Linked DNA regions of Homo sapiens: region 1 is linked to region 2. A link is a contact called in ENCODE Hi-C or POLR2A ChIA-PET data. All regions are on one chromosome and are shown on one strand. The core of a region is the stretch at or near the end of the contact, and the rest is flanking DNA. Distances in the headings are between cores, read along the strand shown. Region 1 holds the start of AMOT (angiomotin). Region 2 holds the start of TMEM164 (transmembrane protein 164).

The links. Hi-C counts contacts between places; a loop is a spot of excess contacts on that map. ChIA-PET counts read pairs that join two places held with the same protein, here RNA polymerase II (POLR2A). Pooled maps may share reads with other maps.
Region 1: a map of CD8-positive, alpha-beta T cell shows a loop between it and region 2 (5-fold over the local background). The contact joins the promoter of AMOT here to the promoter of TMEM164 in region 2. A Hi-C loop is called at or near these places in 3 of 168 maps with a recorded cell type or tissue (CD4-positive, alpha-beta memory T cell, CD8-positive, alpha-beta T cell and naive thymus-derived CD4-positive, alpha-beta T cell) and 9 of 50 pooled maps. POLR2A ChIA-PET finds 5 or more read pairs at or near these places in 2 of 52 experiments (CD4-positive, alpha-beta T cell and naive thymus-derived CD8-positive, alpha-beta T cell).

Annotation. Positions count from the first base shown.
Region 1 is chrX:112,836,866-112,842,445 of GRCh38, forward strand. It overlaps AMOT (angiomotin), which reads right to left and starts at 3,966. Exons shown (of 14, transcript NM_001113490.2): 1 at 3,587-3,966. LOC107985651 (a long non-coding RNA gene) reads left to right here and starts at 4,861. Exons shown (of 3, transcript XR_001755993.2): 1 at 4,861-5,003. RefSeq lists a silencer at 4,472-4,811.
Region 2 is chrX:110,000,930-110,006,703 of GRCh38, forward strand. TMEM164 (transmembrane protein 164) reads left to right here and starts at 2,185. Exons shown (of 7, transcript NM_032227.4): 1 at 2,185-2,249; 2 at 2,572-3,235. The coding sequence starts at 2,846. RefSeq lists a silencer at 1,430-2,289 and an enhancer at 2,392-3,047.

The DNA.
Region 1 (5,580 bases), core at 2,716-5,215, 2.8 Mb after region 2:
TACCCTGTCCAAACCCATAATTTACAGTGGAAAAAAAAAAACTTAACAGAGGTAGTAAACCGAGTTACAGTTGGGCCTAGAGCCCAGGTCCTTCTCACCAATAGGCTCACTAGGAAATCTTATTGCAGATTCTTAGGTTAAAGTGGCATCAGTCGCCATTATTTACTAGAAATAACTTTCTGGATCCCTGGGTTAGTCAAATACAGTAGCTGGAAATAAAACATTTTACCTATATGGGGTGGATAGTCTCATCCTTAGAATTGTTCAAAATCTATAAAGTCTGATTTATTTTCAAAAAGTAATACTAGCTTTCTTCTGCAAGCAGTTGTAGGCCAGAGCTAACGTGGCCAGCATTATTACAAGCCAGAATGATTTAGACAATTAACTAACTCCATTCCATATAACAAAAAGATTTCAAAGGCCAAATAATGGCCTCACTTAATTTAAGCGATAATCATTACAAATTCTTATGTATTCCTTTATGCAATAAATATGCTTCCGAGAAGGCCCAGTTAGAGTGAATTTTTATATATCAAGTCATAGTTTAAAGGCACTAACTAGGAAAGCTAGTACTTACAAAGAAAACCTGTTGTGGATTCTTTTATAAAGCAAATGACCTCCTATTTTCTTTCTTTCTTTTTCTTTTTCTTTTTTTTTGTTCAGATTGTGTGTGTTGTGTGTGGAAGGGGCGACTTCCCTCCTTTCTCTGGGTTAAAAGGGGTCAGAAGCCCACCATGGAGGAGAGTAATGCAGTATGGCCAGCCTGTTTAATACCCCCTTAGTTCCTGGGACAAAATTCTAACCTTTGACTTGGGGGTGGAACCCTAGAATTTGGACCAAAGTCCACAAAAGGCAGCAAGGAGGGAAAAGTAAGTAAGACTAAAGACAACACATCATAGTAAAACACCAACAAAAATTCCTGGGGACAGGAAATCAATGGATCACAATTCTAAACAAATTGGTTTAGTCCCCAGCTAATTAACTTGTCAAGCAGATCACTAAACCTACTGAATCCATGGGAGAAAGAGATGATGTAATAGGAGATTTGGAAACATTTACCCATTTACCATCCTAAAAGGCTCCAGTACGACCACACACACCTCTCCCCACCCCTTTCAGTGTTTAAGCTGGGCTTAATGGGTGCAAAGGACAATTTCTACCAGACAGTCCCCAAGAATAGACTGTTCTCATGCATTCCAAATGCTCAGTCTCCATGGAGGAGGCTACCTGGTCACAAGCATTTCCCAAGAGGGAATATATCCTCTATTCCTCCTCATTGGTAACAACTCCCCCACTCCACCCCCACGCCCCAAACAAAACAAAACAACTTCTAACCATCCTGAGAACTTCAGGGGACTTTTCTGGGGTAAAGGAAAAGAAGCGTTAAGAGGGGAACAGGAAAGTGTGAGAAACCCCTCTTGTCTCCAAATGGAAAAAAAGGCCTTAAAAAGCTGGATCAAAGGAAGAAAGGGGGATGGGGAAGAAGGGCCGCTTAATTACAAAGACACCCTTTTAAAGAAGGCGCAGGCCCTGGGAGAGGGCTCTTGGGAGAGGCACAGAAGCAGATGTACCCACTTAGAATTCTGGCACTCAATGGGACCTCAAGGTCATAGTATCCATCCCCCTGCCTTCTGATTAGGCTATTCTTAAAGCATTCTAGAGTCTGATGCAGTCTTTACAAAACCTCAGAAAGAAAAAGCAACTCTACAAATGTCCTTGTTGGGAATTAGTCTAATAAATCAAACTTCATAAACCAGAAATGAAATTTTAATTTCCAAATCCAAAACTGCATTGACTATGAATTATTAAAATTCCCTTTCTAAAATCTTTTAAATAGGTAAACAGATCCACAAATTTCATGTAAAAGTGACTCCACATACAATTGTGGTCAGAGGTTTACTTCACATCTAGACTGTGAAGGTAGAAAAAGCACTTACAATTTTACAAAGCCACGAACTTTTCCAAGGAAAGAAGTAATTTAAAATGAAGTATGATGTAGTGCCAGAAAGTGTCTGTCAATGACGCCGGATAAACCCATACAGAATAGTTGGAACCTTAGTTATCATCTGTAAATAGAGGCAACTACTCTACAACCACCTGGCTGTTAAAATGTCCCAGGCCAGTTATAAAATGTAGTTTGGTCAGGCCAGCTTTTCCCTCCCAGCTGATCTGAAACAGGATAGCCTTTAAAATTGTCGCCCTTCTCTACCTTCCTACTTTCCTTTCACTCATTAAAATCAACCAAAGTTATTTTAAAATGTATGTTAATAATGTGTTCCCAAATAAGCAATGGGTTAAGGACATCTCAGTAATAAGTCTTTGAACACCATCACTTACAGGCTTGACGCACTTGTCCAATTGAAGATAGGTGGGAGATGGATGAAAATGTATACCACATCCAAAATGGCATTTCAAACTATTCTTAGCTACTAAATGAGGGTGCTGAAAGGTCTAACTGAGAAGGCTTCACAAAGGCTGGCCTGAGAAAGAACTTTTCACAAAGCCTAGCTCAAGGAGACTTAAATATCCTTAGCCCTTCATCATTGAAGATTATGGTGACTAATTATCTTCTTCTCTGAATGGGAGAAGAGGGTTATATTCATAAAAGTTTTAAACTGCCTCCCAACGTCCACTCTTCATGGCGGGGAGGGAGGAGAACTTCATGCACTAAACATCCCAGGTTGTTGAAAAGTTCGTTCTAAAACATACACTAGAGATTGAAAATGCTGTTTCTCACCAACTTTCTCTTTCCTTGCTCATTTAATTCTACTTAGTCCCTTTATGCAAATTATTATATTATTATTAGTGGCAATCTACCAGGAACTGCTCACAGTCTATTAAAGACTGTTATTTTCCCTCCCCCTTTTCTTTCTCTTCATTTTCACAAACCCATGAAGCCCATCTTACTGTTGAAGCACCAATGTGCAGTGGCCCAGGCTTGGACCCTCAAGACACCCTCAAGATCCCCCAAAACTATTTACTAACATCTTTGGATCTTCTAAAGCAGATAGGGGCAACTCCCTCCTCACCACCACTATCACTACCACCACAAGCACTACCACCACCACCACACATCTCAAAGAGTAGCCTTGTTTTAGATTACACAGACTTTAAAACTTCAAGAATTCACGGTCCTACCCCTCCTGCTCCCGCCTCAGGGAGTGTGAGTCCCCACCCCAAGCCTAAGCACTTAGCAGAAACCTATCTAGTTATCTGAGATAAGCACTGACATGCATGCTGGGCTAAATGTAGATTTCAGCTTCCCTCGGGTCTTTAGCTCCTCAATGTGATTAATTACCTAGAGACCCACAAGAACCCCAGGAGGTAAAGAAGTAAAAGTACCATCTAGTAGTGGTACCCACTAGCATCTCCTCACCGAAGTAGGACGGGAAAGCAGCGCACACTCTAACCGATTTAACTTGCTGCACATCCAAAAAAACTCATGGCGAGCTGCAAAGAAAGTAGAACACACGGGCATTCCCACACGCGCCTAGATCGATTCACTCACGCCGAGGGCACGACCAAGTTCATGCCACCATGGATTCCTGCCCCAGTTCCCCGCGAAAAGTAACCACGCGTCTCCTACCCCTGAAGGCAAAGAAGACAAGGTGACGACTCTCTGCTCGCTCAAGTGGCTTCGGTCCCGGGCCAGCGGCCAGGGATGGGCAGGGGGGAAGCCCCAACTCCCGGCTGCTCCCCTCCTCGCTGCTCCGTCCGGGCTCTCCTTGGTGGCAGCGGACAGGCAGGATACCGGGCCAGAGGGTGGAGCAGCGGATAGCCGGAGGCGAGACTGACTGGAGGTGGTGGTAGTTGAGGGGGAGGCGGAGAGAACTAAGAGAAGAGGAGGCGAAAGAGAGCGGAGATGGAGGAGTAATTCAGGGGGTCTACCAGTTTAGGCAGCCAGAAAGCTCCTCGGAAGGAAGGGGCGTGACTGCCAAGGCAGCTCCTGGGCAAAGGATGGGAGGTAGGGGAGGGGGACGAACGGGTGGCTTTTCTTCTTGCGGTGAGCGGCTAGGACCGCCCCGGAGCAGGGCGGCGGGAGGGGTGGACGAGGGAGGAAGGCGGAGTAGAGGGCGGGGAAAGAAGGGCGGGAGCCTGCCTGGACCCTGGAAGTGAGGAGTGAGGGGAGCGCGGAAGAGAGGCGGGGCCGGGGGGCGTGGAAGTTTCAAACAATTGAACCGCGGGGTCCGGGAGCTCGGGCGAAAGCAAGGGACCCTCGCTCTCGCCTTCCCACTAGAGGGGCACGACTCGGTTGCCGTAGCCGTGAGAGTCTGCGCGGGGACTGGCTGGGAAGAAGGAAAGGGTTTTGCAAAAGACTACAATAATAATCTGCGGCAACAGCGCGGCATAGACGCGTGGGAGAGCCAGTGCAGCTCCCCGCCCCACTGCGGGAGGAAGAAAAACAAATAATAGAAATGCTGAAAAGCAGCTTCCACCAAAGCCTGCTTAAAATAATGCAGGAAGGAGAAGCGCTCCTTCGTTTTCCTTCCCCTCTTGCTTCCTATTACCAGCAGGCCCCCACCCAGGTCACAGCTCTGCGAGACACCCTCCTTTCTTCCTCCGCTCCCCCGCCCCGGGCGCTTGCCCCCCTCCCGTTGGCGGGCCGCAGAAGCTGAGGGGCGAGGGAGGAGGGGTCGCGGGCGGCGCTCCGCGGAGGCTCCGCCCCTGGGCGGGCTGGGAGCGCCGGCCTGGGCGGAGCGCGTCCCTGAAGCGTAAGTCCCGCCCACCATTCTTTTGCAGCTACCGGTTGGCCCAGCCTGGCCTAGTATACGCTTGCGATTGGGCCCTGGAGTCGCCAGTCTGATCCCTTTGTCCCACCCGCCCTCAAAATTAATAAAACTAAACAAGAGGCTATTGTGTAGTTCTATGTTCTACCCCAGCTACTGCTGGCAAGAGAAAGATGAGACGCTTTATTTCTCAGTCTCATAAAAGAGTGCAACAGTGTGTCGGCCGACTCTGGTACGCCTTTATGTTTATGGCACTGTCCAGCTTTCTGCGAATAGGTAACTTTTCTTCCCCCTTAGTTTATTAAATCAGGAGGGGGGAAAGTACATGAAGTGTCATTGTGGTGTTCTGCTGACTGTGAAAAAAGCTGACATTGGTTAAAAACGAGAGGGTTGAGAACAGCATCCTGGGACACGGAAAATCTACCATTTTACATCTAGAAAAACGAAGGCACAAAGAAACAGTGTCAGGGTAGCAAAATAACATGGAATTTGGAACCAAAGGAAGAATTCATTTGGGGCCCTGGCACTTACTAGCTAATTGTATGACTTCTGTTAAGTGGCTTAACTTCTCAGCCTTAATTTTTCTACCTGTAAGTAAATGCTGTAAGACATGCCCTATTAACTTAAAGGCACTGGTATGAAAATAAAATGTGTGTGAAAACTATAAAGCACTCCACACATGTATGTGTTCCTACTTGTGTGTGAAACATAATGGAGAGTCTTAGATGTGTTAGAGGATCAATATTTTGCTCATCTGTTTTAAGCATTTACATCCAAGGTCGTGTAGGTTTTGTGGCTTTATTTTAAAAAGTCAACTCTTTTCCTACAATTTTGGGGGTGGATATGAAGTTGA
Region 2 (5,774 bases), core at 935-3,434:
GCTAAACAAGGGGTGGATTATTCATGAGTTTTCTGGGAAAGGGGTGGGCAATTCTCAGAACTGAGGGTTCCTCCCCCTTTCAGACCATATAGGGTAACTTCTGGACGCTGGTGGGAGTGACTTTTAGCATGCTAATGCGTTATAATTTGCATATAATGAGCAGTGGGGACGACCAGAGGTAACTGTCATCACCTTTTTGGTTTTAGTGGGGTTTGGCCGGCTTCTTTACTGCATCCTGTTTTATCAGCAAGGTCTTTGTGACCTATAATCTTGTGCCGACCTCCTATCTCATCCCGTGACTTGGAATGCCTAACTTTTTGGGAATGCAGCTCAGTAGGTCTCAGCGTCATTTTATCCAGGCCCTGTTCAAGATGGAGTCGCTCTGGTTCTAACGCCTCTGACACTTGGAGAACATCAGGCCTATGGTAGATGTTGTACAAAACTTGGAGTCAGACAAGGCTACCTGGCTGTACTTGTTCGGAAAACCAGACTTGGAAAAAACGGGAGGGCGATGGCCTGATAATACAGTAGATTGCATTTTATGTTTTGAGCCTGGCTTGCAGCCAACATCCAAAAGTGTTTCCTAGGCAAGGTGCCTAACTGTGTTTTTCTGGATATTCTTCTAACTCATCGTGAGTCTTCAATAAATATTAAATAAACATGAGGAAGGTCCTGAGAAGGTCCTTTTACTGACCCTTGTCTCAAGAAAAGCAAATAGCCGATCGGTAAAAAGCAGCAGGTAGGAAGAGGGGATTTTATTTCCGTCAGTTGCCCTTATCCAGGTTTTGGGCTTAGTGCTGCTCCTCCACACTCATATAGTCCTGGCTGGCTTTTCCACGCATAGGTTAGGAAGCAACTGCTCTGGGGAGGGGGAAGGGGGGAAGAGGGGGAGGGAAAGAGGTCACGGGAAGCCTCCCTTCCTCCCACTGGCCTACCATTGAAGGCCTGTCAGGAGAAAGGAGAGAAGTGGGAGAGGGAGAGGGTGTGGCAGGGGTGGTCTGTGTGGCAAGAGGTAGAGAGAAAATAGTGGATCAGAGCAGGAGGGGGAGGAGCAGGGAAATGAAGCTCCTGTCCTAGGCACTGAAGTGTGGAGTGGGGCTGTGGCTAGAAAGGGGAGAGAAGATGCCTTTCTGGCCTTGCATGAGTCGTGGCAGAAAGGAGGAATCGCGAAGAGGAGCCGGCCATACCCAGCACACACCCCGAAGCCAAGCTGCTCATTACTAGAAAGGCTTATTCCCCCACAAGAAGTTAGTGCGGGCCAGCTAAGTGCCTACTATGTGTGCAGTATAGAAAGAAGTGCCCTGGAGAACCAGGTCGCGGGAGGCGGAGCCAGTCAACAGGGCTTCACCGAGGGGGCGAATTCTGTACACGGTTGTGAAGGAGGGTGGCTGTGCACGCGTGCAGGCTCCGAGTGCAGAAGACGAGGCAGGCCAGGGAGGAGGCGGAAGGAGGCGGAGCCTGAGCCGGAGGAGGGAGGAGGAGGGAGGAGGAGGAGGGAGAGCCGAAGCCGCGGAGGGTGGGAGGTGTGAATGGTGGACGGGTGAGGGGAGTGCCAGAGGCAGAAAAGGGAAGGAGGCGAGGAGGAGTAGTCGTGGCCCGAGGGCGTGTGGTGGGGCGAGAGCTGAACTGGACGGGAGGAGGGAGGCAGTGGCGGTGGCAGCGGGGAGGGGGAGGAGAGAGGGAGGGGAAGAAGGAGGAAGCGAGCGCGGCTGCTGCAGGGGGAGGAAGACGGGGAGGAGGAGCCGTGCGCCGCGGCGGCGGCCGCCAGGGGAACCGAGCGCCCGGCGCGGAGAGCGCGGGAGCGGAGCAGTAGCCCGATCCGGGGCCGCGGGCCGAGCTGCCGGTGAGTGAAGCCCCGAGGGGCGCGGCGGCCGGTCCCCGGGGCTGGGCGGGAGGCGCGGGAGGTTGCGGCGCCGGGGAGGAGGGAGGGGGGCCGGCTTTAGTCCAGGGGCCGGCTTTAGTCCAGCCCCCGGCTGGCCCGGCCTCCCGCCTTCCCTCTGGCTTCCTCCCTCCGCTGCCTGCGCGAGGGGGGCAGGTCCCGGGCGGGCCGCGGGCTGGGGGTGGTGCTGCCCGGAGGGCGGGCGTCTAGGGCCGGAGGGTGGAGCTGGGGGTTCGGGGGTGTACCCGGGGGCGGGAGGCTGGACAAGGACGGCTCTAAATTGGCTGGAGGGGCCCGTCGGCGGCGAAGTTGCTAGCTGGGGGCAGAGACGGCCACGCGGTTGCAGGAGTAAGAGATCCCTCTGTGGCGAGTGCGTGAGACGAGGAGTCCGGCGTCCCTGCCATCCCCGTCGCCCTCCCCGCCTGCTCGGCCCCGCTAGCTCCTCTCCTTGCCTCCGCGTGTCCCCTAGCTCTGACCCCTTTTGGCTCCCGGTTCGCTGCCGCAGCACTGCCGGGTCTCCTTGGCCCCCGCCCTGACCCTTTCGGCCTCCGGCTTCCCCTGACCCCTGCTTGCTTCGCCACTGCCCCGTTCCCGTTTTCTTCCCTCGCTAGTTACCCCTCCCGCTTCCTAATTCCCGGTGCAATTGCCTCTTTGAGACCTCTTTTTTTTTTTTTTCCTCTCCTTCCTTTTAGATTGGCCAACGGCTCCTTTCAACCCTGCCTCGTTGGTGGCCACTGGAGAAGCGCGGGGGGCTCCCCCAGACAGCCGTGGGGACAAGTTAGAGCCAGCACTTTACCCCGGGCCTTGCGTGTAGCTTCCCCTCCCCTACTCTCGGTGCCCTGGTGTCTGGAGGGGGGTTGTGGGGGTGTGCCCGCCTTACATGGTCCACCACCCGGGCAACCCTCTGGGCTTGTGTTCCATCTCACTCTTGCTTCCTGTACTGTGGTCAAGGGGAACCACTGCATCATGTCCCGGTATAGCTACCAGAGTCTCCTGGACTGGCTCTATGGGGGCGTGGACCCCAGTTTTGCAGGCAATGGGGGCCCCGACTGTGCTGCCTTCCTCTCTTGGCAGCAGCGGCTGCTGGAAAGTGTGGTGGTCCTGACCCTGGCTCTGTTGGAGATCCTGGTGGCCCTGCGGCACATCCTGAGGCAGACGAAGGAGGACGGTAGGGGTAGCCCTGGCAGCCAGCCAGAGCAGGTGACCCAGCGGCCAGAGGAAGGCAAGGAGAGCCTGAGCAAGAATCTGCTCTTAGTAGCCCTGTGCCTGACCTTCGGGGTGGAGGTGGGCTTTAAGTTCGCCACCAAGACCGTCATCTACCTGCTCAACCCCTGTCACCTGGTCACCATGATGCATGTGAGTCTGTTGACTTTTTCCTGGGCATCCTAAGTGATAAGAGTCATTTATGTGCTCAGGACACTCCATAGTGTACAGCACCTCATCCCGGCGGGCAGGGGGACCTTTAAAAATGATTTTCCAACGAGTGGCTGCCTTTGTGCCGATTTCAGGTTTGGCTTTCTTTCACCTTTGCACAGTGCGTCAGCCCCACAGTGGAGGTGAGGAACCTTGTGCCTGAACCCTAGGAACGACTGGCACTCACCCTGGCTGCCCCTCCCTTCCAGCCCAGCCCAACCCTGCCGTGCCCTGGGCTTTCACAAGCAGGAATTCCAGCCCCAGCCAGGTGCCCTTTCTGAATCACATCAGTGGACCATGACCCAGCTCCCTTGCCTTCTGTGGTAGTTAATTTCCCAGGGGCCTGGTGACACTCTTTCCTGGAGGTGGTCGCATAAACTTTCTCATCTACACTGTGGTACTTTGGGGAAATACTTTTACAGGTTTCTCTTAATGACTCTTTCATTTGGGAGTGTATGCTCTTAGAGTGAGGTCTGCCTTTGCATTTTGAGGCATTGGAGCAGCACCAAGCTCCTACTAAATGAGTTCTGAAGCAGGTCCCCAGGCTGACATGTGTACTTTGGGCTGGTGATCACTATGGTGAGAGGGTATTTCTTTTTTTGCAAACCTCTCCATCCTATTACTGTCATTCTGTCTCCTATGGTCATAGTCCAAGGGTGCTTAGGAAGCTGATTTCTTTACCTCATCGACTTCCACCCATTAGCGGTGCTAAGGAAAACAAATGGGATTGAAAAGGCAAGTTGCCAGATACATAAAAATAATCTGGGTGAGGACCAAGAGTGAGACTGTCTGTATTCAGCCTGTGTGGAGAGATGTTCTAAAGCTATAAAATCATGGAGGAGGAGGAAGAGGAGACTGGGAGAGCAATCAGTCTTTTTTAGATTTCAGGCTGTGGAAAACCGGGTGTGTTTTATTCAGGGGCAGTTTTGAAACCTGTCATTAGCATCTTTACTGCCTTTATGTTTGTAGAAGGTTATTCTTTGGAGACTTGTGACAGCCTAGCTTGGGGCAGGAGGTTGAGATTATTATCTCCATTTTACAGGCCTGGAGGGGTTTAGGAATGGCAGGTCATTTGCTTGCAGCCAGAAGATGAATTAGTGCCTGGGTTAGAAAGCAAACTCATCCACCTTGAGGTTGCAAGCTGTCAACCCCAAAGTGAGGGTGGCAGTGGGTGGTGGGGCAGTCCTGTGGGAAGACTCAGGCAGATGAGCACCACACTGTCTACCCATGGCTTGGATACTTGCTTGCACTGTGTTCCTAGGAACTCATTTGATTGCAGGCTTCTGGATGTGGTGAATGACCCCAGCCCCTTCCCTTCTTGCAGATATGGTAAGAAGGTATGGATAACTTTGGAATAAAGTGGCTGTTTTTGATTGGGTGGCTGTAAGCATCGGGGCTGGAGTGGGCAGCATTTTTTAAGAGAGGGCTTCTTGGGAAGTGATGCCATTCACAGGAAGTCCAGGGCTGTCCCAGCTAGACCTTCTGTGTAAATTTGAGCCAGTCTTCTTTCTTTCTTTTTTTATGAATGGGCTTTTTGTTAATGATAGGAAACAACGCATCTCAGCCGATGCTGTGTGAGGCTGTCGGGACAGGAGTGCTTTTTTAGGATGGCAGGTGGTGAGGGTCAAAGGGTGCATCTTCTACAAAGTGGTCTTGAGGCCTCTGGCAATCACATATCTAGAAGGTCGACAAAGGACTAAATTCAGCCTGACTGGAGCTGCGGCTGATGTGATGACGTCAAGACTGGCAACACCATGGTTTTTAGAAGCAAGATTTTTAGAGGCTCTCAGAAGACTCTGGAGACCTAGTGCTAGCATTAATTCATTGTATGACTTTGGAGAAAGTACTCTTCCTGGGCCTCAGTTTGCCTACCTTGTGAAATGAGGCAGAGTTGCCCTCCTAGCTCTTGACAGTCTATGTGATTCTTGTCTCCATAAGTCGTAGATGGGTATGCAACAGAGAGCTATTCTGAAATGCTTTTGACCTCCTGTGTGGAAAAAAAGGAAGCTAGTTTCTTCTCTGTGGAAGTCAGGTGGCCAGTTCCCATTCATTGTTTTCTCCCTGTGTCTTCCCAGTAAAGTAAACTCAACTGGGCCATGCTTGGGAACTCATGCAGAGGATGATGGCACTTTAGGACTCTGAAGCCTTAGGATGGGGGCATGGAACAGAGCCATGCCGAGGAGTTCTTGAGCTCCATCAGAATTATGCTTCTTTGCCCTTTTCCCCTAAATCACTGCTTTGTATCATTTAAATAGTAACCCCTGGCATACCAGGAGACCTAGCCTCTGATTAATCCAACTTTCTATACCCTCCATATGGCTTTTCCTGGGAAGCAGGAATGTATGGATTTTTAAAAGTTGATGAGTCCTAAAAAAAAAAAAATTAACAGCAGATGGTTGGAAATAATTTTCTGTCTTGGTTGCAGCAATGACCAATGATAGTATGTATACCCAGAATACCATAATACCTTGCATTTATCTAA